2 separate regions of the Homo sapiens genome follow, and region 2 is linked to region 1. A link is a contact called in ENCODE Hi-C data. All regions are on one chromosome and are shown on one strand. Each heading gives the region's core, a stretch centred on a gene start or an enhancer-like site at or near the end of the contact. The rest is flanking DNA. Distances are from core to core; before and after follow the strand shown. Region 1 holds the start of KCTD1 (potassium channel tetramerization domain containing 1). Region 2 overlaps PSMA8 (proteasome 20S subunit alpha 8).

What was found. Hi-C counts contacts between places; a loop is a spot of excess contacts on that map. Pooled maps may share reads with other maps.
Region 2: a loop to region 1 is called in a pooled map, with 5 times the contacts of the local background. The contact joins the enhancer-like site here to the promoter of KCTD1 in region 1. A Hi-C loop is called at or near these places in 3 of 37 single-sample maps with no recorded cell type and 3 of 50 pooled maps.

Annotation. Positions count from the first base shown.
Region 1 is chr18:26,543,559-26,551,281 of GRCh38, reverse strand. KCTD1 (potassium channel tetramerization domain containing 1) reads left to right here and starts at 2,729. Exons shown (of 5, transcript NM_001142730.3): 1 at 2,729-4,554. The coding sequence starts at 2,746. LOC124904273 (a long non-coding RNA gene) reads right to left here and starts at 4,422. Exons shown (of 2, transcript XR_007066321.1): 1 at 4,288-4,422. RefSeq lists enhancers at 1,154-1,795, 1,796-2,437, 2,503-2,797, 3,428-3,517, 3,538-3,587 and 2 more and silencers at 1,688-1,787, 1,798-1,927, 2,018-2,247, 2,838-2,897, 3,008-3,117 and 3 more.
Region 2 is chr18:26,186,886-26,194,608 of GRCh38, reverse strand. It overlaps PSMA8 (proteasome 20S subunit alpha 8), which reads right to left. Exons shown (of 7, transcript NM_001025096.2): 7 at 1,254-2,290. The coding sequence ends at 2,198. Among named protein-coding and RNA genes, the nearest start is that of TAF4B, 36 kb to the left of the region's middle. RefSeq lists enhancers at 2,954-3,033, 3,742-3,851. Within about 2 kb of position 3,913, at least 7 of the 41 ENCODE cell types and tissues checked have a DNase peak (open chromatin) inside an H3K27ac peak, as active enhancers do.

The DNA of each region.
Region 1 (7,723 bases), core at 1,480-3,979:
GTAGAGACCTGCCCTGGGGGATATTTTGTCCTGGGAGCACAAAACTATTTTCTTTTCTGGAAATAAGTTGACGTCAACTGGGAGCTGTTTTGGGTTGCTTTGTTTCCCGGAGCGTCCAACCCAGCACACCGCCTCCGGCAAACTGCGAGCAATTCAAAGCAGCTCGCCCAGTAGGGAGGGGAGCTGGTGGGAGGGGGGTGGACCCCGCCGCCCGCAGAGGTGGGGAGACCTGGGGGGCGGCTCCGCTCCCAGGCTGCAGCGTGGGCCTGGTCCCCTGCCAAGCCAGGAGCGCAGCCCGGAGCCAGCGCGGCCCCCGGGTCCCTGCGCTTATGGCGAGGGTCGCGGGGGAACAGCCCCTGGTAGGTAACTTGCCGGGCACCCACCTGAGTTCTCCGCACCGCGGCCCGAAAACCTGGGAGCGTCCCAGGACAAAGGGCCAGCCCTCTGGAATTAGCCGTGTGTGACTAGTGTGTGCCAGCTCGTATGTGGGGGTCCCAGTGTGCAACTAACTTAGCTGCTCACCGCAGCCTCGGAGAAACGAGCACGCCTTTCTGCACGTGTCCAGGGCGGGTGCGGCGGGCAGTGCATTGTGAACAAAGCCGGCCACCTCCCGCGCCGCACCTCGGGGACGATTCCCGGACGGTTCTCCGCGGAGAGCCGGGCGGATGAGAGCGTGGTGTGTGTGTGTGTGTGTGTGTGTGTGTGTGTGTGTGTGTCTGTGTGTCTTGTGTTTCCCTAAGGAGCCGGAGGCGGCCCGCGAGGCAGGGACTTGCTCTAACTTGTTTCACACCTGGCGCGGTTTCCCCGAAGCTCGGGTGGCGTCCAGGGCCGGGCAGGCACGCGGAGGACCAGCAGCGTTCGCTGCAGAAAAAGACATCGTCAACTCCCACTCAGAAGCCCACACTGCCCTGAGACCTGGTCTTTCATTCTTTCTTAAAAAAAAAAAATGCAAATTGATGGATGGGTTTCAATTGATGCGTAAAATGCTTCCCTTGAGAGCAAGACAGGAGGGCCAGGGAAGGGGGAAACAGGCAGTTGACATAACTCTCACAGCCTAACTGCCGAGAATTCGGACTTGGAGGTAAATTCGAGGACGCACCCGAGGAGCAGGCGAGGCTGCCTCCCAGCAGGACGGCCTGGCACCGGGGCGCACTGCTGGGGACCTGACTCCCTCGTGTCCCCTCACCCCAGGGACTCGCAGCTGGCCCGCGCGCCAGGGTACACACGGGCTGCGGGAGAAGGTGAAAGTTAGGATGCAGCACGAGCTCCGAGAGTGGCCTGGGCTGTGCCTCCTAAGAGAACAGCCGAGGTCCCCGGCGGCTCTGGGAAGCTGCCCCTGGGCCGGGAGAGCGGGAGGCGGCGACGCAAGGACGCGCCCGGAGCCTGGGCGCGCCGGGGGCGGGCGTTTGGCTGGAAGTGGGGCAGTGTCTCCTATGGGAAAGCGAGACCCGGCGAGCTCTTTGGCTGCTTTTCCAGTTTCCGAGGTGCCCGCCCCCGCGCGCCTGAGGCAGCGCAGCCCGGAGGGCGAACGAATGGCGGTTGGCAAACTTTGAGTGAGAGTGCGCTCCGGATCCGAATTGCCGAATTGTGGCTGCGGCAGGGTCGGCCGAGACACAAGTTCGCTTTTTCCGCCTGCCCGATGGGCCTTAGGGAGACTTCAGCTCCAGCTTGGTGGAGCGCCTCGCCCGAGGGAGTTGTGTCACTTTGCTCAGGGGCAGGGAGGGCGGCGCCCTGGGCGGGTGGGGAAGGGTCCCTGTGGCCCCTGGGGTCCCAAGCGCCTCTTCCCTCGTCTCCCCTCCCACCGGCCCCTCCCAGTCTTCTCTGCCTCGCTCCTTCCCGGGGCTGGCTGGACCGGCGCGGACTTGCCCCAGACCTACGGGGAGCGCCCCAGGTCTTTAATGACAGCTTAAATGTGGCTGTTGGAAAAGTCGAAAGGGATGTGGCTGACGTGGGGCGTGTTTCGCTCCTTTGCAAGAGTCGGAAAGGGAGTTGGGAGCCGCGCGGCTGGCCCCAGGCCCCCGCGCCTCGCCGCCAGCAAGTAGGTGGGGGAGCCGCCGCCGCCGCCAGCCCCATCCCGCTCCCAAGCCTCGCCCGCTGCGCCCTGGCCGCGGGCGCCGAGAGGGTGCGGGGCCTCGCCGTGCCTCCTCCACCCTGCTCATTAACCTGCCTGCTCCGCTCCGCTCCGGGCGGCCCCAGACACGGGTTTCCCGCGGCAGCACCCGCGGCCCGCCCGGCGCAGCCGCCGCCCCGACCCCCCGGCTCCGGGGGGCAATGAGGGGGCAGTGGAAGGGGCACTGCTCCTCGGGCATTACTTAGAGAAACGAGACCGTCCCGCCCTCTCGCCGGCCCTCCCTCTCTCCCGCCCGGGCCCGCGCAATTCTCCGCCAGAGGGTAAGTTGGGAGTGTTTCGCCCCCACCGACAGCTCTCCCTCCCTTTCCTTTTTTTTTTCCTTCAAAGTTTTCTTAGAAGTGGGAGCCGGGTGGGGGAGGAAGAAGGTCTGGTCAGCCTCCGTCCTTTACCCTATCTCTCCGGTCTAACTTGTCCCCCCCTCCCCCCTCCCCTCCATCCCCTGCGCGCCGCTGCCCCTCCGGAGCTGCGCTCGGGAATGACAATTGGAGCGCGGCTCCTTTAAGAGCCCGGCTTTGCCTCCCGGTAGCTGAAGGTCATTAAACACAAAAGCTCTCAGCGCTGCGGTCCAATATAGCGCATGCGCCCTGCCCGAGGACTGGCAGAGAGACGGCAATATGGCGAGAATGCCTGGCAGCGGGGACTGTAACACCAGCGCGGGCGGCAGCGCCAGCGCTGCCGCCGCCGCCGCCGAGAACAATGGGGAGCGGGGCGAGGGCGAGCGCGGCGCGGGGGGCCGCGGCCGCCGCCACAGCCGTCCGCACTACTGCAGCGCGGGCGAGGAGGAGGAGGAAGAGGAGGAGGAGGACGAGATCCAGGAGGTGCAGATAACGGGGGACGAGGAGGAGGAGGAGGACGGAGGTGGGGGGCTGGAGGAGGACGAGGAGGAGGAGGAAGAGGAGGAGATGGGGCTGGACTGGGACGAGCCCCTGGAGCCCGAGGACTCGGCCGGGGAGGAGCTGGAGCCCGAGCCGGTCCATATGATCAATATGGACCAGAGCGCCGCGCTGGAGCCCGAGGCGCCGCCGCGACTGCTGGCGCCCCGGGCCCGCGGTGGGCCGCCCGGGGACGGCTCCGAGCTGGACCCCGACGTGCTGCAGCGCCCCGAGCGGGCCCGGCTGAGCGAGAACACCCGGCTGGCCACCCGCTACGCCGTGCGCATCTTCCGGGAGTACCTGAGCGAGAAGGCGCAGAGCCCGGACTTCGAGACCATGGACAAGGGGGCGCTGTGCCGCGTGCTGCGCTCCTTCTATGCCGAGGCCCGCTCCAAAAGCGGCCAGCTCTACAGCAAGTCGTCGCTCATCAGCATCCGCAGCTCCCTCAACCGCTACCTCAATGAGCCCCCGTACTGCCGCACGCTCGACCTCACCAAGGACCCCGAGCTGCGCAGCGCCAACCTGACGCTGGCCGCGGTCATCCGCAAGCTCGAGGAGCAGGGCGCCGGGCCGGTGGTGCAGAAGCAAGCCATCACGCGCGCCGACCTGCGCAAGCTGTACACCTCCAGCGTCTTCAGCACCAACACGCCCTTCGGGCTGCTCAACAAGGTCTGGTTCGAGACGTGCATGTACTTCTGTACCCGCGGCCGCGAGAACCAGCGTGAGTTGGAGGAGGACTCTTTTGGGCTGGCCATGGACGAGGACGGTCGCAAGTTCGTCTACTTCAAGTCCCTCGGGCCCTACCACAAGTCGCGCTCGTCGTCGTGGAGCAAGAAGCGCGCCGAGAGCAGCGACGAGGAGAACTTGCCCCGCATGTATGAGACGGGCACCGAGTTCTGCCCCTACGCCAGCTTCGTCAAGTACCTGTCGAAACGCAACCCTCTCTGCAAGGCGTTCTTCCAGCGGCCCCGGGACCACTGCAGCGAGGGCGATGTGACCTGGTACGAGAACAAAGCCATCGGCAAGAACTTGCTAGGCACTCGGATGCAGATGCTCTCCAAGGCGGCCAAGCTCTCCAAGACCTACACCAACCACTGCATCGGCGCCGTCTCCATCGCCACGCTCAACAGCATCGCGGGCATTGGCACCAAGCTGGGCTCGCCCGCCCCGCAGGGCTGCTACGCCGAGGCTCTGAACGGGGCGGCACGGCACCACTCCCACCACCCCCCCACCCATCCCTCCCACCACCACCGCCCCCAGCCGCCCTCGCTGGGGAACACTTACATCCTCCCCAAAGACAGCCAGGTCGGGCCCGACGTGAAATCCGAGGCTGCGCCCAAGCGCGCCCTGTACGAGTCTGTGTTCGGGTCGGGGGAAATCTGCGGCCCCACTTCCCCCAAAAGACTTTGTATCCGCCCCTCGGAGCCTGTGGATGCGGTGGTGGTGGTTTCCGTGAAACACGACCCCCTGCCTCTTCTTCCAGAAGCCAATGGGCACAGAAGCACCAATTCTCCCACAATAGTTTCACCTGCTATTGTTTCCCCCACCCAGGTAACCAAACCAAACTCTATGCATGAAATGTTTCTTTGGTACCACTTCGGGACTAACTTTTGTGCTAATGCAGCTCTGGGTAGGGGGGAAGTTTTAAAAAGTAGGTAATGTACTGAATCGGATTTCGTTTCACCCTTAGAAGTTAACTCTCTTGGTGCTTTTTGGGAAACTTTACACCTAACCTTAAAAGATGTGAGAGAGGGCATGCTACCTAACAAATCACTGCTGTGCAGTAAGGCGAAAAACTTCAAAGTTCGCCGAACAAAAGGATTAGCTCACTCTTGCAGCCGCTCTTCATTGAATGCATGAGTTTTATAAGGCAAAGACTGCGAGAACACTGTAAATGTAAAGGAAGCAGTTACTTAAGACATATTTGAATCAAGTAACCCTTAAAAGACTCTATTACGTATTCGCCATGACCTTAGAAGGTAGAAAAACAGTTATAAATTATTGAAAAGAAAACGTGCCAATCCCACTTCCTGTAGCTTTTTTTTTTTTTTTTAAAGAAAAGGGGTGGAGAGTGGAGAGCCAGGCAGTTGAGTGCCAGTTTATACTGTAACATGTAGTTGAATGTAAACTGGCAGTGTGGGGTGCAATTTCCATAAACTAAAGTGGGAACGTGGTATCTGCAATTCCAGTCAGGCTACAAATTGGAGTATGGGCCTGTGGTGCCCAGCACTGTGGGCACTGAAACATTGCTGTCTCCCCCTAGCCCCACGGAGCTCACTATCTAGGGGGCAGATAATACCTACGAAGTAGATAATTAGAGTAAGAGTGCTATCCCAGCAGCTGAGTCAGCATGGACAAATCACTTCACTTCTCCTTGGCTTCACTATCCTCATCAAAGAGGAAGAAACTATTTCCACCCTAACATGATTTAAGTCTAAGCAGTGCCAAATTCTGGGTCGAGACTGGGGCCTCTAGTGTTAGATTCTTCTTTCCTTATTTTCCCCAAGGTAGTATTTTCGTGAGTATTATTAAAGTTATATTCATGTTTTGGACACTCTCTAGTCTAGGAGTCAGAAACCAGGGGTCTTTGGACACTGTGTTCTATTCTGCAGGCAGGAGTACCCACTGGAGGTTTTACAACTTTGACCTGCCTGCCATCAAGCAGAAGTAGGAATTTTGCAGGTCTGAAGGTATAGTGCAGGCCCTCCAGGAACATATGTCAGGTACCTCTGTGCTTTTTCCAAAGTGGAAATTCCAGTTCTGGACACACTGACCCTTTCAAACGTTTACCAGCTAATGGGCAAGCCTCAAGGCCAACTGAGAAAGGGGCTGCGAGTGGTAATATAAACACCAAAGTTCTCTAAAATACACAAGACCTGTAGGCTATGTGTCTTCTGTACTTCAGGTGTGTAGTCTATTTCTGACAGGTTGTGTTAGTGAATTTTAAGAATGGAGAGGAGAATTTAGGGTTTGCTTTTTCTTTGAAAGCAAAAATAAATGTTCATATTCTTCTGATACAGTAAAAACCCTTGAAATGCCCTAATTTAGAATAGCACCTGATTAATTAAGAGTTAAAAGTCTAAGAAAGTTTATTAAGGCGTGCATGGCCTTGGGATAACAATGAAACCATTTGTCTACTGGCATCTGTCTGCTGGTTTCTTGACACCAGTGTAATATAGAATTGTGACGTAAAGAACCACAAAATATAAGAGGGTTTCGTTTCATTGGTTTTGTTTTGTTCTAAGGAATGCAGTCTTTCAGTCATTATCTTTTATTTACCTGAGTAAAATAAATCAGTTCCAAAAAACTGTATACTGATGCTTTTATTATTCTTGCATTATTGTCAGGTAACTCCTAAGTTAAATATAGATTTGAGTGTCCATATATGGCTTATATGATTATTATGGCTCTCAAACAAGATCTTAGCTCCAAGTCCCTGTTAGTTAAAACACTACAAAAAGTTTTCAGTTTGCACATTTTTAGTAGTCAGCTTTTCACTTATGAAGTCTGAGCAGTCGAAGTATTGCTCAGTAGAAAGCTGAGAGCAAACTTTTTCCTTCTTTGTATATTAAAATCACTGTAAGAGTTGAGGTTCAGTGCATTTCCTGGGGCTTAATGCCTAGCTGAGGTTGCTGGCCTGTGGCATTGCTTTGGGTCATCAACTCTTCTGGCTGGTCATTAATCCGCAGGAAATGCCCTGTGCAGCTCCAGCTTCAGTCATTATTACTTAATCATAAACATAGGCTCTCTAGCCTAATACTGACTGGACTTTATCAAGTAGTGTCATACGGAATTCCACTGTTGACCATCTTAGAGACATCTCGATAACAGACAGGTCACACACTGATGTTTTGATTTTCTACTAATGTTGCAAGTTTCCCTAAAGATGAAGAGCCTGCTTCTTTAAATGCATTTACTCTTTTTACTTCTTGAGGGTGTTGTTAAGTATATTATTTATGGGACTGGTTAAAAAATGAATGCATTCAAGGATTAACAAAGATTATGGAATGTGTGATTGCTCATGTGAAGTATCTGGCTTTTGGGGGGAGTGAGGAATTATGGCGATGGTTGTGATGGTCGCTTTAACTGGTCCACTCTTTAATTCTCTTGAATGGTTGTGTTAAAAGTAAAGTGTAGTTTTAGTTCCCTTGTCCCCCAAATAGCTATTGTGATCTAAAATGATCCAGTTATTGGTACGGTTTGCAAGCTGCCAGGTGGAGGTCATGTAGTCCATTTTAAACTGCTTACCACTGTATCGTCCATCCTTATAACTATTCTCTTTGCATAAAAATAGAGCATTTTTCCTACCTCAGAGAACAGTACTTCAGTTTAGAGGGATGATAGAGATTTATAATTTTGTTCTTTATCATTCTCAGAGGAGAAAATACTAATAAAGTTTAGATTCTGAATGTCATAGTTTTGTCACTACAGTTTTTGTAGACATGTCTCTCTCCTGTGCTAAACAAAAGTGTGAAGCATTTGCAAGCTGTGACAAAGGTGTCTTTAGTTGCACTTGCTTGACCCTAACCTAGATTATTTCCAGAAATACTTTTAAGGAATTCTGTAGAGAGGACATCTATTAGTGGAAAGATTTTGGGGGCTGGTACACATCCCCTGTTTGTGTTTTATTGTCTTCAGTGTGGGCCGTTGGTCCTTATAGTTAGCAGAGTGGAAACTGCAGCAGGCTGCAAGCAGGCTGACACAGTTAGTTGTTCATTAA
Region 2 (7,723 bases), core at 2,664-5,163, 360 kb after region 1:
ACCAATTAGACTCTGATAACTAAGAAGAACTGAGTCACAGGAGTAATAAAGCTAGTGAGATTCAAAAAAACCTCTTGCCTCTCATGATACATCCTTGTGAGGGAGAGATTGGTGAGCAATGAGAAATGTTTCCATTCTGATGGACACTTGTGGTGGCAAAGCACTATAAGCATCAGCACCATGGGCATACATTATAAAACTTGTCTCAGAGTTGTTAAGATAATTAAATGTTAATATTTGCAAGTAATCTAAACAGTGTCTGGCATGCAGTGACTGTGGTATTGTATGAGTACTTGTCAAGTAAAAAAATAAGGGATGGAATTACAACCATATCCCTTAGATCGGGGGTCCCCAACCCCAGGGCCGTGGATCAGTACTGGCTTGTGGCCTGTTAGGAACCCGGCTGCACAGGAGGAGGTGAGTAGGGGGGTGGGGGGAGCGAGCATTACCACATGAGCTCTGTCACCTGTGAGATCAGTGGCGGCAGTAACAATTCTCATAGGAGGCCGGGCACGGTGGCTCACGCCTGTAATCCCAGCACTTTGGGAGGCCGAGGCAGGTGGTCACCTGAGGCCAGGAGTTCAAGACCAGCCTGGCCAACATGGCGAAACCCCGACTCTACTAAAAATACAAAAATTAGCTGGTCGTGATAGCACATGCCTGTAGTTCCAGCTGCTTGAGAGGCTATGGCAGGAGAATCACTTGAACCTGAGAGGCGGAGGTTGCAGGGAGCGAGATTGCGCCACTGCACTCCAGCCTGGGTGACACAGCGAGACTCGTCTCAAAAAAAAAAAAAAGATTCTCATCGGAGTGTGAAACCTGCTGTAAACTGCACATGCAAGGGATTGTGGGCTCCTTACGAGACTCGAATGCCTGATGATCTGAGGTGGAACAGTTTCATCCCAAAACCAACCCCACCCCACTCGGGGTTTCGCCATGTTGGCCAGCTGGTTCCGAACTCCTGGCCTCAAGTGGTCCGCCCATCTCAGCCTCCCAAAGTGCTGGGATTACAGGCATGAGCCACCACGCCTGGCCTTCCCCTACTATTTTCATTCCTCTGCAAAAACTGAACCTCTCCCCTCGTTTTCAAAAAAGAACATTAAGACCAGGTGCAGTGGCTCAGCCTGTAATCCCAGCACTTTGGGTGGTGGAGGTGGGAGGATTGCTTGAAGCCAGGAGTTTGAGACCAGCCTGGGCAACATAGTGAGACCTCATCTCTGAAATAAATAAACAATTAATTAAAACAACAGAAAGAATATTTACTAGCTTTTATTTTCAAAAATATAAACTCACTGTAGGAATTAAGCACATTCCTCTTGTGGACCATTTGGATTAAATCCTTTCCGTGGGCAGAGATCACTTTTTATATTTTTCTTGTTCCCCCAATAAGCCTTCCATAATACCAATCATAAAATACACACTCAGATATTTCATGGAATATGTAACAAACCGAACACACTGGACATACTTGAGATAAAATAAAAATCTAAACTAAAAGTGATATGTATTAATTTCTTTCCTTATTTTCATGTAGCATCCTGTTAAGATGCCCTTAGAAGCTCTTCCCATGCTTTAATTGCATGTTTGAATTCAGCCTATATTTGTTCCATGAACGAAACAATATATTGCAACTTGTAAAATGAAAAAGGTAAAATAAAAATAACGAAATATTGTAAAATGAAAAAGGTAAAATAAAAATAACAAAATATTGTAAAATGAAGAAGGCTCTGACAAAATTTTAAGAACTCATCAGTATAAGGATGCTTTTGTCATTCTTTGAGAAATGCAGCTCAATATTATATTTAGTTTATTTGGAATAGCTATGTCCTTAACTGACAGTCAATATTCAAACATCACCAAATTATTAAATTTTTTTAATTAAAAAATTTTTTAAAATTATATTTGCATATATGAAGGTAAGTAAGACACTGGACAAATTATAGAGTCTCAGGCTTATGTGGAATTATGACTGCTCTCAACAATTACTGAAATCCCCTTTCAAAGAAAATCTTCACATAAACCTATGTTTGACTATGTAATAGAATGAAGACAGCCACAGATCTGGCATTCTCAAAACATCACACAAGTACTGCATGTAATGCTGCAAAATAACTGTTTTCCTCTAAAATTTCACTAAACAACCTCAGGCAGTACAATAAAACAAAACATTAAGACCTCCCAGTGGTCATCCTAAGAATTAGACAGATTTCTTTGATTTTTTCTTCTCTGCTTCTTCCTTTTCCTTTTCTATTTCAGTTACATATAATTCAACTTCTTTTGCACTAAACATCTGAAAAGAGAAAAAAATTTAAAGATCAAATGTCAGTTATACGAATAATATGTAAATACAATATGAAGAATTCCAATATTTAATAAATTTATACTTTCTATGTACAACTTTATATTTTGTAACTTCAAATATACAATGAAGCATTTCAAGAGGTCTAAGAGCAATAACAATTATGGGCAAAACCAGATCTCTGACATTTCTACTATCACTGTGCTAAAAAAGAAAGCAGGACAAAAGGTGATATTGCGTTATATATCCTATATGTGCATATAACTCCAAAAACATTTTAATGCGAGGCTTAATTTTATTCATGAACAAAGACTCATTATTTAACTCTCCCAACTGCACCCTACTGTGTGATTCTCTGATAGGGTTTAATAATTTGATCAGTTTATAGAATAGCGAAATGAAATGGGAAAAGATAATTTATGCTACTTTATGTCTAAGTAGAAAGCAAAAAAGGTTTTATTTTTCTAAGAATTTGCAGTGTAGTTTGATTTTCTGTTGTACTGTTCACAAGTAGATCCAAGGTTACATGCTTGCGGCTATAAGACAGCAATTATTGGCCAAACCTGGTGACTCAGGCCTGTAATCCCAGCACTTTGGGAGGCCGAGGTGGGTGGATCAGTTGAGGTCAGGGGTTCGAGACCAGGCTGCCATTTTCTTTTTCTTTTTTTTTCAGACAGGGTCTCACCCTGTCGCCCAGGCTGGACTGCAGTGATGTGATTGCAACCTCTGCTGCCGGGTTCAAGCGATTCTCCCACCTCAGTCTCCTCAGTAGCTGGGACTACAGGTGTGTGCTACCACGCCTGACTGATTTTTGTTATTTTTAGTAGAGAGATTTGCATTTTCAGTACAGACAGGGTTTTGCCATGTTGGCCAGGCTGGTCTTGAACTCCTGACCTCAAGTGATCTGCCCGCCTCAGCCTCCCAAAGTGCTGGGATTACAGGCCTGAGCCACCGTGCCTGGCCAAGACAGCAATTATTAACTTCAGTGAAGTTAATACATTTATATACAAAAATCTAAATATAATGATCTTAATACTGAAAAGAGGTATCTATTAAATTGATAAATGAATGATCAACTTTATGGAAAGGCAAATTTTCAAAGATATTAGAGATGTAAAGGATTTTAGCTATTAGTCCATCACTAGAATTTACATATAAGAAAACATAGATTCACAAAGCTAAATTATATTTGGCCAAAGATTAAAGAAGGATTAAAGATTAGGTCTCTGATTCTTATTTCAACTCCAGAACTCTTTCCATTTCACCTATAAAGATGTGTGTCACAAAATCTGTATTTGTCAATAATCTACATAAAATATATTATTTGAACGTTTTATGAAATGAATTTACCCATCAAGCAATTACTAGGAGTTCCATGGGCTCTGAAAGTGGAAGAATATAATTCTTACCTGCTATTAAGGAGTCCACAGTTTAGTGGAAAAAAACTGGCATATAAATAGATCATTACAATACAAACCTGAATAAAGTGATGTGGTATTACTTGGGGAAGAAATAATTTCCTCCTTTGAAAAAGTGTCTTTCACTTTCTTTTTCCTTTTTGAGACCGGGTCTTGCTCTGCTGCCTACAGCTGAAGCACAGCGGCATGATCACAGCTCACTGCAACCTCTGCCTCCTGGGCTCAAGCCATCCTACCGCCTCAGCAACCGGAGTAGCTGGGGCTACAGATGTGAACCACCATGCCCAGCTAACTTTTGTATTTTTTGTAGAGACGGGGTTTCGCCATGTTGCCCAGGCTGGTCTCAAACTCCTGGGCTCAATCGATTTGCCTGTCTCGGCCTCCCAAAATGCTGGGATTACAGGCATGAGCCACTGCGCCCAGCCTCAAGAAGCCTTTTCAAAAAATTATTTTTAATTTTTATGAGTACATAGTAGGTATATATATTATGGGGTACATGAGATATTTTGATACAGGCATGTGATGCATAATAACCACATCATGGAGAATGGGGTATCCATCCCCTCAAGCATTTATCCTTTGTGTTACAAAAAATCCAATTATACTCTTTTAGTTATCTTAAAATGTACAATTAAATTGTTATTGACTATAGTTACCCTGTTGTGTTATCAAATACTAGGTCTTATAAATTCTATTTTTTTGTACCTATTAACCATCCCCACCTGCCCCTGCCCCCCACTACCCTTCCCAGCCTCTAGTAACCATCCTTCTACTCTGTATCTCCATGAGTTCAATTGTTTTGATTTTTAGATTCCACAAATGAGTAAAAACATGCAATGTCTGTCTTTCCATGCCTGCCTTATTTAACATAATGATCTCCAGTTCCATCCATGTTATTACAAATGACAGTATCTCATTATTTTTTTGGGGGCAGAACAGTACTTCATTGTGTGTAAGTATCACATTGTCTTCGTACATTCATCTGTTGATGGACCCTAAGGTTGCTTCCAAATCTTGGCTATTGTGAACAGTTCTGCAATTAACATGGGAGTGCAGCTATTTCTTCAATATACTGATTTCCTTTCTTTTGGGTATACACCCAGTAGTGGGATTGCTGGACCATATGTACTTTTATTTTATGTTTTTTGAGGAATCTCCAAACTATTCTTCATGGTGGTTGTACTAATTTACATTCCCACCAACAGTGTATGAGGGTTCCCTTTTCTCCATATCCTCACCAGCATTTGCTGTAGCTTGTCTATTAGATATAAGCCATTTTAACTGGGGTGAGATGATATTTTATTGTAGTTTTGATTTGCATTTCTCTGATGATCAATGATGTTGATCACCTTTTTTTTGGAGATGGGGTCTTGCTCTGTTGCCCAGGATGGAGTACAGTGGCACAATCATGGCTCACTGCAGCCTTGACCTCCCAGGTTCAAGTGATCCTCCCACCTCAGCTTCCCAAGTAGCTGGGACCACAGGAGCACACCACCACATCAGGCTAATTTTTAAATTATTATATTTGTAGAGACAAGGTCTCACTGTGTTGTCCAGGCTGGTCTGAAACTCCTAGGCTCAAGTGATCCTCCCGCCTTGGCCTCCCAAAGTGCTGGGATTACAAGCAAGAGCTCAGCCCAAGCACCTTTTTATATGCCTGTTTGCCATTTGTATGTCTTCTTTTGAGAAAAGAAGACATACAAATTCAAATCCTTCACCCATTTTTTGATCAGATTATTGTTTTTTCTCTTATAGAGTTGTCTGAGCTCCTTATACATTCTGGTTATTAAACCCTTGTCAGAAGGGTAAATTTGCAAATATTTTCTCCCATTCTGTGGGCTGTCACCTCACTTTGTTGATTGTTTCCTTTGCTGTGCAGAAGTTCTTTAACTTGATGTGATCCTATTTGTCCATTTTTGCTTTGGTTGCCTGTGTTTGTAGGGTACTACTCAAGAATATTTTGCGCAGACCAATGTCCTGGGGATTTTCTCCAATGTTTTTGTAGTAGTTTTATAGATTGAGGTCACAGGCTTAAGTCTTTAATCTATTCTTTTTTGATTTTTTATATATGGTGAGAGATAGGGGTTTAGTTTCATTCTTCTGCATATGGATATCCAGTTTTCCCAGCATCCTTTATTGAAGAAACTTTTTCCCAGTGTATGTTCTTAGCACCTCTGTCGAAAATGAGTTCACTATATATATGTGGATTTGTTTCTGGGATCTCCATTTTGTTTAATTAATCTATGTGTCTGTCTTTATGCCAGAACCATGCTGCTTTGGTTACCATAGCTCTGTAGCATAATTTGAAGTCAGGCAATATGATTCCTTCAGTTTTGTCCTTTTTGCTTAGGGCAGCTTTGGCTCTTCTGGGTCTTTTGAGGTTTTTATATAGATTTTATGATTTTTTTTTATATTTCTGTGAAGAATATCATTGGTATTTTGGCAGGGATTGCATTGAATCTGTAGATTACTTTGGGTAGTATGGACATTTTAAAAACATTGATTCTTCCAATCCATGAACATGGAACACCTTTCTATTTTTTTTTTTTTTGGTGTCCTTTTTTGATGTGGGCACTTATAGCTATAAACCTCCTTCTTTGTAATGCTTTCACTGTATTCCATATGTTTTGATATGTTAGGTTTTCATTATCACTTGTTTCAAGAAAATTTTCAATTTTTTTCTTAATTTCTTCATTGACTCACTGGTCATTCAGGAGCATATTGTTTAATTTCCATGTATTCGTATAGTTTCCAAAATTCCTCTAGTTACTGATTTCTAGTTTTTTTTTTCCACTGTGGTCAGAGATGATGCTTGATATTATTTCAATTTTTTGAATATTTTAAGGCTTATTTTGTGACCTAAATATGGTCTATCCTTGAAAATGGTCCATATGCTGAGGAGAATAATGCATATTCTGCAGCTGTTGGATGAAATGTTCTGTAAATATCTATTAGATACATTTGGTCTACAGTGCAGTTTAAGTCTGATGTTTCTTTGCTGATTTTCTGTCTGGAAGATCTGTCCAATGCTGAAAATGGGGTGTTGAAGACTCTAGCTATTATTGTATTGGAATCTATCTGGTTTTTTTTAGCTCTAATAATGTTTACTTTACATATCTAGGTTCTACAGTGTTGGGTGCATATATATTTAAGACTGTTATATCTTCTTGCTGAACTGACCCCTTTATCATTATATAGTGACCTTTTTTGTCTCTTCTTATAGTTTTTGCCTTGAAATCTATTTTGTCTGATATAAGTATAGTGACTCTGGCTCTTTTTTGGTTTCTATTGGCATGAAATATCTTTTTCCATCTCTTTTTTTCAGTCTATGTTTGTCTTTATAGGTGAAGTATGTTTTTCGTAGTCAACAGATCATTGGGTCTTTTTTTTTAAATCCATTCAGTCATTCTATATCTTTTGATTGGAGAGTTTAGTCCACTTACATTCAATGTTATTATTGATAAGTAAGAACTTATCCTCCTGCCTCAGTCTCCCCAAATGCTGGTATTACAGGTGTGAGCCACTGCTCAGACCTCACTTTTTTTGAAGCAGACTCTTGCTCTGTCGCCCAGGCTGGAGTGCAGTGGCATGATCTCAGCTCACTACGACCTCTGCCACCCTAGGCTCAAGTGATTCTCCTGCCTCAGCCCCCTGAGTAGCTGGGACAACAGGCGCACACCATCACACCCGGCTAATTTTTTGTATTTTTAGTAGAGATGGGTTTTCACCATGTTGGCCAGGCTAATCTCAAACTGCTGACCTCAGGTGATCTGGCCGCCTTGGCCTCCCAAAGTGCTGGGATTACAGGCATGAACCACGGTGCCCAGCCTGGTCCATCCTTTCATGGAAGAATCCTGGCATTAAATGAGAAAATGTTTTAAGTTCTACCTTTCTACTGATTCCTGGCCCCAAGTAGGTGTTTATATCTAACTTCCTAGGCTAGGGAGACAAGTATCCTTCTCCAGGGCAGTTTAATCCAAATGTTTACCTCTGGCTTTCAGTGTAG